2 separate regions of the Mus musculus genome follow, and region 2 is linked to region 1. Evidence: chromatin loops called from intact Hi-C (ENCODE). Cell type or tissue: heart. All regions are shown on one strand. Each heading gives the region's core, and the rest is flanking DNA. Links, peaks and the distances in the headings are about the cores only.

Region 1 (5,380 bases), core at 109-5,108:
AGAAGACAGCCACCTGCACGCACCTTGTAGCTGAACATGCCTAACAATAAATTTAATTTGCATCATTTACTCTCGAGTCTTTTATGTGTTTAGTAAAGTCAGCTACTCTAGTCGACTGTCAGAACCCTAGGATTCACTTTTCTCCCCCGCCTTTTAGCATCTCATCATCCTTAAGCCTCCTCCTAAGCAGTTCTGAGCCATGTTCAAGGTTAGTGGAAAATGAGGACCTCAGCAAGCACCCATTTTAGAGTAACCCTAAGAATAGCTCAAAGAACTGGAGTCACCATGCGTGGATCCCCAGTAGTTTAAATATGAGTCTTGCTTTATTTGGTTTTGAGCTAGCCTGGGCTGTGTCACCATGCATGGATCCCCAGTAGTTTAAATATGAGTCTTGCTTTATTTGGTTTTGAGCTAGCCTGGGCTGTGTCACCCACCATGCGTGGATCCCCAGTAGTTTAAATATGAGTCTTGCTTTATTTGGTTTTGAGCTAGCCTGGGCTGTGTCACCATGCGTGGATCCCCAGTAGTTTCAATATGAGTCTTGCTTTATTTGGTTTTGAGCTAGCCTGGGCCAAAAATGATTTTGAACAGATCCACTTACCTCCATCCTTCCCAGAGTTGAGATTATAGGTATATGTCACTGTGTCTGGTATGTAGTGCTGAGATGGACCCCACGACCTTATGCATTCTAAACTCATACTGTACCAATTCAGCTGCATCTTTAGCCCAGGAAGAACTTAAAATTAGAAAGAAGTGAATGCTTGGAGTTACAGAAAGAAATCTGGTGAGTTTTATGGATGAATACTGAGTCCACCGAAGAACTCTACTGAGCAACCAAAACGAAGAAGGGAAAGAAAAAGTATACCTTCTGTCACGTTGTATCAGCTGACAGTTCCCTCTGTGCCCAGGACATTTTCTACAGGATCTACACTACTTCGGTATGTGGTGGAGACTGATTTGTTGAAACTGTGTGTGCCTCATAAACTAGGATGAGAGCTCATTTTAACAACTTCCAAGTGGGATATAGAAAGCATTTAACAAGCATTTACTGAATAAACAGGTATATTAAATGTTATATATGGAAACAACAAAAAGTATCAAAGAAAAAAACTGGTTGTGGTGGCAGACACCTTTAGTCCCGGCACTTGGACAGGCAGATCTCTGTGAGTTTGAGGCCACCAGGGCCACACAGTGAAACTGTGTCTCAAAAATAAAAAGAAAAAGAAAATAATGTAGCATTTCAAAATTTTGATCTTAAAAATCAGTGGAGGGTCAGTACTGGTAGATTATCAAAATCTAACCATGCCTAAGACATGCCATTAGTAATAATATGGCATTAAAACCCTACCACAGGTAACAGGAAATGGACTATGAGACCAATTTGCCCTCTGTTATGGCAAACAGATTAGAAAACGTAGCTCAGAATTCATGTCCTTTCTTCAGCATCAAAGTGTGCTCAGAAAGATGGTCATTGTAGATGTTAATGTTATTCTCTTGTAGGTCAGACCTCTGATTCAGTTTGATAGGTGTCTTTAGAAGAGACAGGGTCATGACAAGGGACTAAGGGAAGCTGGCCAGGCTTCACCTGTCCAGGGTCCATGGAAGTGAACCACTCCTATCCAGAGGCAGGGACAATCGATGGATTGTTTTCCTGCTCTCCTTACTCATGGCAGTGGGTAAGAAGACTAATGTTATTTGCTGGCATTTTGGAGAGGGCCCAAGACATTCTTCCAAGGTCTCTATCTCTGGCTATTGAGGAAGCTATATTCCTAGCACACAGTGGGCCTTTAGAAAGTGACAGAGTGAATAGATTACATGTCAGCTATAAAGTCAATGCTCAGAGGAATGGCAAGGAATGACGGTCACTTCACAAAACTGAACACTTTACCTACTGTTGGGTAGGAGGCAACATTTCAAAATGGGGCTCGGTTTTAAGATGCACATAAAAATCTCACACCTTTGAATGAACTTTGCCTTCTTTAAAGAATTCCCTTCTAGCTAAAGGTTTTTTTCAAACAGGCCATTGCTCAAAACCTTTGGGAGGAAATCCTGTTTGGGTACTACTGTTACAGCTTGATGCCCACTTCTCAGGGTGAATTTGATTTTCAGAAACCAAAAGTATTTGGAGTTAAGACTAATAAAGTCCACGTAGTAGTATTTAAAAACAAGATGTGATTGTTAAAAAAAAAAAAGTCCCATTGAATTTTCAGTCAACATCGGTAACACATGCCTGTATTTCTGAACTGGGATTCGGAAGCAGGATGACTGACTGATACGAGTTGAGGCCATCGTGAATTACACAGTGACACTGTCTAAAATAACTACAGACTTGTAAAGTTATCTAAGGCAGAATTCCGAAGGTAGGTAAAAGACATTGGCAAGGTGGTTATGGTGGCACTTGGGTGGCAGGGGCAAGAGGATCCCAGTGAATGCCAGGCTAGTCTGGTCTACAGAATGAGTCGCTCTGTCAAAAAGCCCCCTAAGAAACAAAACAAAAGAAAACCCAACCTGCACTTTTTATTACTCCCAAAGTCTAAGAACATGTCATGGAGTGTTCCCAAGAACATCCAAAAGAGCGCCCCCCCCTCCCCCTTTCCCCAATACCAACCATGACAAAATCATCCTTTTGGTAGGGCTGGAACGTCTGGTCGAAGCTGAACGCCTGCGCCTGGATTCTGCCCAGCATGGACCTAGCAGAGGGGGAAGAGTCAGCGGGCCCTGGCCGGAGTTGAGGGAGCGCAGAGCCGAGTCCCGGAGCACGGACACGAACACGAACAGGGAGAGAACCCCAGGACACGAGCGCGGTGCCACGGCCCCAGCCCACCGACCTGAGCCCGCCGCATGGCCACTTCCGCCCCTCGGCCCTCACCACTGGCGGAGGCGGCTGGTGATCTCCCGGGCGCTCAGCGACGAGAAGGTTCTATGAGGCAGGAATCTGAAGTAGTAGCCGCCTCCATCCCGTGGCTCCCCAGCCGCCATCCTGCTTATGACCAGGGTAAGAAAGCAGTAGTCGTTTCCATAGTGACACAGCGGTAGGACCTGCCACCACGTTCAGGGGGAGGGGCGCCGCTCAGAGGGCGGGGCCTGGGAGAGAAGTGGGCCCCTTGGCTCAGTACGCATGCGCCATGGCATTTTGGGTCCCTGCCTTTACACTGAGGACTCTTAGCCTGGCTGTTAGGAAATGGAAGGAGGTTGCCAGTCTTTGTGTTGACAGGAACTCTTAGTTCTAGACACTGGCCAGTGACCTAATATCAAAACCTACAGTTTCAAACTGACAATTTCCTTTTGCACTAAGCAAAAGTCTAATTAAGTTGGTTTCGTTTGAAAGACAAAGGGACTGCTTAGGAACATAATCTCGTCTGTGGCTCTTTTCCTTTTGAAGTTTACATCTCAGGCAGGTTCCTGCGAGCACTACACCACAACACGCTGCTAATCAGTGTGGGATGTATGCTTACCTGCTGAAAATCTCATTCAGGAGCCAACTTGTTTTTGTTTAGGAGCTGTTTTAGGATTTAGGTGGACGAATTTTTTTACCTCTACTAACTTCATTTCCTTCTGCTTGAACCTTAAGAACCAAAAGGTCAAATAAAAGGGAGCAGGGACAGGGGGAGAAGGGGGAAGCTTCGGAAGAGGGGGACAGAGGGAGAGAGGCTTGTTATCACTGTTACTTTGTGTGCCACGAATATTATTCCACAGTTTATCCTTTTGGGTTATTACAATTTGAAGCTATTAGGAATGCAGTGGTGAACATTCTTATATAGGTTTTTTTTCCCAGTCCTCCCATTCATAAGTTTATGAATTCTTTGTTTATTTTTTGTGTATATGAGTGTTAACCTGTATGCATGTCTATGTACCACAAGGGAGCCTGGTGCTCTCAGAGGCCAGAGGAGAGCATCAGATCCCTAAGGACAGTTGTGAGCTGTCCTGTGGATACTGAGAACCCCTGTCCACTGCAAGAACAGAGAGAGCTCTTAACCGCTGAGCCATGTCTCTAAGCCTCTCATAAGTGTTTTTGTAAAGGAAACAAAATTTTATTGTAAGATTCTTAGGATTTCTATTGCCTCAATGAAGCACTATAGCCAAAAGGTATGTTGGGTAGGAAAGGGCTTATTTGACTTACATTTTCATATCATTGCTCATTGTCAAAGAAGTCAGGAAAGGAACTCACACAGGGTAGGCTGATGGAATCGATGGCTATGGAAGGGGCTGCTTACTGGCTTACTCATCCTGCTTTCTTATAATGCTCAGGACCATCAGCCCAGATGGCGCCACCCACAGTGGACTGGGTCCTCCCCCATCAATCACTAAATAAGAAACTTCCCTGTTATCAGATCTTATGGTGGCATTTTCTTAACTGAGATTTCCTCATCTCAGATGATTTTAGCTTGTGCTAAGTTGACATAAAACTATCCAGCTCCTTGTCACAACCGACTCCTTGTCACAACCGACTCCTTGTCACAATCGACTCCTTGTCACAACTGACTCCTTGTCACAATCGACTCCTTGTCACAACTGACTCCTTGTCACAACTGACTCCTTGTCACAATCGACTCCTTGTCACAATTGACTCCTTGTCACAATCGACTCCTTGTCACAACTGACTCCTTGTCACAACCGACTCCTTGTCACAACTGACTCCTTGTCACAATCGACTCCTTGTCAGCTTGACATGCAAGCACACTACTATTAAGTCACACCCTTTTCTTTCTCATTCACCCTCAAAAAACATCACATTAAAAACATAAAAAAATTTAAGCCGGGCATGGTGGCACACGCCTTTAATCCCAGCACTTGGGAGGCAGAGGCAGGCGGATTTCTGAGTTCAAGGACAGCCTGGTCTACAAAGTGAGTTCCAGGACAGCCAGGGCTACACAGAGAAACCCTGTCTTGAAAAACAAACAAACAAACAAACAAACAACAAAACCAACCAAATAGATATATAATTTTAAATTCAACAATCCTTACAAATGTAAACACATTAAAATTAATTATCTTTAAAGTAGCCATTGTCTTTTAAAATTCAAAGTCCTTAAAAATTCTAACTCAACTATGGGCTCCTGTAAAATCAAAAATAAATACTTTCTTACTTCAAGAGGGAAGAATCAGGGAACAGTCAGAATGAAATCAAAGCAAAACCATAGTCCAAAGGTGTAAATATCTCAGTATGCAATGTCTGGGATTCACTGCAATCTTCTGGGTTTCTCCAAGGGACTTGGGTCATTTTTCCACCATCTCCATCACACACAGCTTTTCTTCTGACTTTATTCCACTGTTGCTGCTACTTTTGGTCATCATCCCATTGAACCAGTTTTTCCAAATTCTGGAGTCTGCTGCAACCGGGCTGCACTTTCACCTATAGCCTCTCATAGGCTCTCTTCTT
Region 2 (5,380 bases), core at 177-5,176, 100 kb before region 1:
TGCTATGGTGTCTCCTCTCTTTTATTCAGGCTTATTTACATCCTCTGGCCTAACACCCTTCACACTGGGGCTTCTTACCTGGACGTGTACTGAGGACTCAGGTTTATGAACTTGTGTGGGGATGTTGGAGGGAAAGATCACCTTAAATTTTTGGTAAATTCAAACTCCAATTTAAGATTTTCTTCAATTATGAATGGACAATAACAATATTCGTTGTAGCTGATTTTTCACCAGTATTTCTGTAACTCATATTTCCGTAATACTCCTCAACCAGTAGGGAAAGGCAGGATCAAACTAGTCCACATTACTATCAAGAAAACCAACAACAAATGCTGTAAAGACAGAGAGGAGAGAAAGGAAGCCTGGTGTGCTGCTAGCGGACAAGTAAGTTAGTACAGAGCAAAGGCGCACTGGAAACGCAATGAGGACCATCAGACCAGAGAACCACTCCTGGGTAAACACCACAGGGAACCTAATTCCTTGAGACACTTGCACATCTATGTTTAATGTTGCTTTACTTACAACAGCCAAGGTTCTGAGGCAAAGTGGTCTAGAGGCCCAGCAACAGATGTGTAGATAAAGAAATGTGATATGAAATATGAACGAGAACTCATGGAAATGGGGGTGAACATAGTGTGCAAAGCAAGCCAAACTCAGACAAGTATCATATGGCTTCTCCTACTGAAAATCTCAATTAAAGTATATACACCAACAAAGGCATGAAAAGGAAAGGTGGCTTATTTGATGGGAGAGACTAACAAGGAGAGATCAAGAGGATGTGGTGAGGTATATATGAGGAAAGCACGCAATGACCAATATGTTTCATATATTAAACGTTTCATCCAGACCAGATTATCCTGAAACTCACCCTGTAGCTGAGGCTAGCCTTAAACTAAGAGATCTGCCTGCCTCTGACTCCCAAGTGCTGGGTTTAAAGGTGTGCGCCACCACTGCCTAGATAATGTGTAAGTATTGTGCGCCCCTACACTTTCTCATGAGTTTGTTTTCCATGTGTGGCTTCGGGAACCAGTTCTTGGATGACCTCACCTCCCACTTAACCCTTCACATTCCAGGCTCTTCCTGCTCTAGCCTTTCCTGGTTTCTTTTGTCCTCTCTCTACAAGTCCAAGACCTTTATCTTTCTAGGTGGGGTGTGTGTGTGTGTGTGTGTGTGTGTGCGTGCGTGCACACGCCGCCTGTCTTGCTCAGTTTCTGTCTGCATATTCTCTACAGGGTCAAGCCATTTCAACAAGAACACTGAGACTATCCGGCCCAGTCTTAGATCTTCTGGCTGTTTCTGCGGCCTCCTCTTGCTCTGCATAAAGGCCAACACTTTCTGTCGTGGTTGCAGTGATGCCCCATTTCTGTTTGACAGAATTCTCTCACTGATAACATTACCCTGAAAGGTAAGAAGTGACTCTATAATGGTGGCTTTCCTATGTGTGGCTTCTTGCTAAGACATCTTTTTTCTTTCTATTATTTAGGGTTCAAGAAAGGCAATGCTCTTTCCATGTTAACTCCTACAACAATCCCAGCTGCATTTTGAGATTGAATTTTGCAGGACATGTCTTTAAAACTCTGAACAGATAGCAGGCTCGTGGTGCTTAGCACGGCATATTAACCTATGCCCTGTAAGGACAGGGTGAAGAGACAGATGGAACACAGGGCCCCCAATGGAGGAGCTAGGGAAAGTACCCAAGAAGCTGAAGGGTCTGTAACCCTATAGGAGGAAAAACGATATGAACTAGCCAGTACCCCCAGGGCTGTGTCTCTAGCTGCATATGTAGCAGAAGATGGCCTAATCGGCCATCATTAGGAGGAGAGTCCCTTGGTCTTGCGAATTATATGCCCCAATACAGGGGAATGCCAGGGCCAGAAAAAGTGGGAATGAGTGGGTTGGGGAGCAGGGCAGGGAGAGGATATAAGGGACTTTCGGGATAGCATTTGAATTGTAAATGAAGAAAATATCTAATAAAAAATTGTTTAAATAAAAAATTAACAAAACCCAAAACAGTAGCAACACTGAGCCAGGGTTCTGTGACGTGCTAGGCAAGCAAGTACTGCCAATATCCATATCCCAGCACCTCAGAATGCATCTTATCAAAGACGCATATTTTTTGCCTGCCTTGTTTTGAATTCTGTTCAGTCAACAGCAGCATGGTCCATAGCTGACAAACAGTTAATAGAAATAACTGTAGTGTGCTGAATCTTCATATTTTAACAATATTTTATCTTGGCTCTTTTGAAGATTGTACTTTTCCAAGGTTACTGAATGGGTTAAAACTAGTAGCAGCCCTCTGTAGGTTGTAGTGAGCACTTGTACTTTTAATTCAGCACTCAGCAGAGGCAGAAGCAGAGGCAGGCCGGCTGAGGCAGGTCAGCCTGGTCTACAAGAATGAGTTCCAGAGAAATTGTCTCAAAGTATCTGTGTTTTTGCTGCTCTGAATTCTGATGCTCTTCTGCTTTTACTGGTCTACCTTTTTAATTTCTTTTTATCTCATGCACACTGGTGTTTTGCTTGTATGTTTAAGGGTGTAGGACCCTCTAGAACTAAAGTTATAGACAGCTATGCTCTACCATACATATATATATATATGTATATATATACATATATATATATATATATATATACATATATATATACATATATATATATATACATATATATATATATATATATACATATATATATATATATATATATATATATATATATATATATATATGGATGCTGGGAAATCCAGGTTCTAATTGCAACCAGTGCTCCTAACTGCTGAGCCCCCACTTCCGGACTCATTTAACAATTCAGTTTCTCCCACAGGCAGATGCCGCAGATCCAGCGGTCTAGAGTCACCAAGAAAGGCAACTTAGAGATATGAAGGCAGCTGTTCATTCCTAGTCACCCAAGGAGCCACCAGAAGGGTCCCTGAGCCATGATCAAAATCCAGCTACCCCGACCTTGATGGGATCAATAAGAGCAAGAGACAGTACTCTGGGCGACAGGGCTGGCAATGATTTGCAAGAAAGATCATAAGACATCCGTCCTGCGCGCACACAGATGATAGGCATTATACTCAAGGCAAGGTAAACTGGCTGAAATCTGAAACCTGGAAAACAGAACTGACTGAGCGGCACCTTAAATAGTTTTGAGAATTCACATTGAGACATCTGCTTCTTGTTCATTCCTTGCTTTGACTCAGGCAGGTCCACGCCTTCTTCTGTTTGTCAGCCCTTGCCCACCCCAACCCCGGCTGCCCTGGAACTCTCTGTAGACCAGGCTAGCCCAAAACTCACCTACCTCTGCCTCTTGAGTACTGGTATTAAAGGCATGTTCCAGCATCACCTGGCAGGTGATCGCACACACACGTCTGTTATTGTTCTAGCTATAGAACCAGCCTTGGTTTCTTCTGCTGCTGCCTTCTCTCCTGTCCTCAGAAAAGAAGGTTCTGGGCTTCCTGCCATTCTTTTTTTTTAATTTTTTTATTGTATTTTATTTAGGTATTTTCTTCATTTACATTTCCAATGCTATCTCAAAAGTCCCCCATACCCCCCCCCCCCGCCATTCTCTTAACACAATTTAGTTAAATCAAATTTTATATGAACAAACACACATGGTACTTACCCTTTTATTTAGTGTATACAATCACACACCCCTATGTAGACCTAAGCCAGGTGCCATGACGATGCACACCTGTAATTCTAGCACCCGGAAGGTTGAAGCAGAAGGATTTCAAGCCCTAAAGCCCAGGCTCTAACAGCCTTGTTTTAACAGTCAGATACAAACCCTAGAACTAGTCTAATCTCTGTCCTCTTCAATTTCTGACTGTTGCCACAGTGTTTATCTTTCATTTTTAAAAGATGACATCATATTTAATACGGAGCCACAGATCAATGGCTTTCCCTTCTTTCCAGGCTGTATTAAGGATCAAATCTAGTACTTCACACTTGCCAGCCATGCACTGTAAAAAATGACACTGAAGTCAGGGGCAGGAAACTCAACTTCATCCTGGAAAGCAGGCAGCGCCATCTTCCGTATCAGCCACCATGGAAAGCTCCCTCGCCATCAGGCTGGGACCACTGACTTTACTCACAGGGCAGGGCTCTAAACATGTCCCAGATTAGCTGAGATTCACAGGCTCACTGGGAAAAGCTACTGCATGTTTGAATTATTACAGAAGAAAATGCGCTAAAAATACTTACTTGATTTAGAAAAAGTCAAATACTCTAGTAGAAGAACTATTTGACCTCTGACACAGGGCAGAAGCCTGACCTGACTCTGGCCAAATTTCTTCTGACTTGCTTACTTCCCCATTTTTGAAAGACTTTCAAACTTTTCCAACTACCTTTGGGAAAAGAGAAGTTTAACAAGCTTGTATTTTTAGCTCAGTAGTCTAATTTTAGGCACTGTGTTCAAGATGAAATAATTCCACGTTCCTTGGAGACAGAGCAACTTGCAACATCTAATGCTTCGGGTGATATCACTCCTGTAGACCATCCAATTATGTCCCAGGCTTAAGTTGTAGCAGCTACCCACACTGACCCAGTTAAAGGACCATGGATGGATTTCTGTGCTGAGGACCAAACTGGAGAGAGGCAAACGCTGAACCAATGAAGCTACAGCCCAAGCAACAATCGTTATGATAGGACAGCTTACAGGTGATCTTTTGAAAAGTCAGCTCTAATTTCATGCTCACCCTCCTTCAGTAGCTGACTGATGGAGTAGGGTGCACCCCCACTCTTCCACTCATGTATTGAGAACTGCCCAAAGCCTTCTCAAAGGCTCTGACAACATGTAGAATGCTTTCTGTTCATTAAGTGTAACTGTCACATGCCGTAGCATAGTGTTGTTTGCTGAAAAAACATGCACACAGACTAAGAAACAGGAAACCCTGTAGCAACCTTGGCTCCAAGTGACATCTGACACAGGGTTCAGGGTGCACGTGAGTGTGCACAATGGTGCTCACATGCATGCAGGTTGATTTATATAGGAAGAGAAGCTGTTCTCAACGAATGCCCAAGACATGACTAAGAAAGAGGTGAGTAGGCAGGAAGCCAGGTGTGTGACTGTAATTATTAGTGGGGGGTAGAGGAAAAAGGACTACTTCTAGTGCAAGGCCAGGCTGGACCACAAAAAACAAAATATGACAAAAAAAAGAAAGAAAGAAAGAAAGAAAGAAAGAAAGAAAGAAAGAAAGAAAGGAAGGAAGGAAGGAAGGAAGGAAGGAAGGAAGGAAGGAAGAAAGGAAGAAAGCCAGCCAGCCAGCCAGCCAGCCAGCCAGCCAGCCAGGGAAACTGCATTATTTATGCAAAAATCCACTCCCCCATCATTTATGTGGAAAACACTCAACAACTGATCACTACTCTAGCTTTTGACAATTTCT

What was found. Peaks named below come from ENCODE experiments on the same cell type or tissue, not always from the same donor. Only the 100,000 strongest peaks of a DNase experiment are listed, where the experiment ranks them.
Region 2: it touches region 1 in a loop (1.9-fold over the local background); 1 of 42 quality-filtered maps calls a loop at or near these places.

The regions. Positions count from the first base shown.
Region 1 is chr9:8,039,801-8,045,180 of GRCm38, forward strand. It overlaps Cfap300 (cilia and flagella associated protein 300), which reads right to left and starts at 3,075. Exons shown (of 7, transcript NM_199017.3): 1 at 2,870-3,075; 2 at 2,609-2,690. The coding sequence starts at 2,979. In heart, for the core only: no CTCF peak of the experiment used is centred there; a DNase peak (open chromatin) is centred at 3,071; H3K4me3 peaks cover 1,560 bases; H3K27ac peaks cover 1,253 bases.
Region 2 is chr9:7,939,767-7,945,146 of GRCm38, forward strand. The region is part of intron 6 of Yap1 (yes-associated protein 1); the gene reads right to left. Among named protein-coding and RNA genes, the nearest start is that of Yap1, 62 kb to the right of the region's middle. In heart, for the core only: no CTCF peak of the experiment used is centred there; no DNase peak of the experiment used is centred there.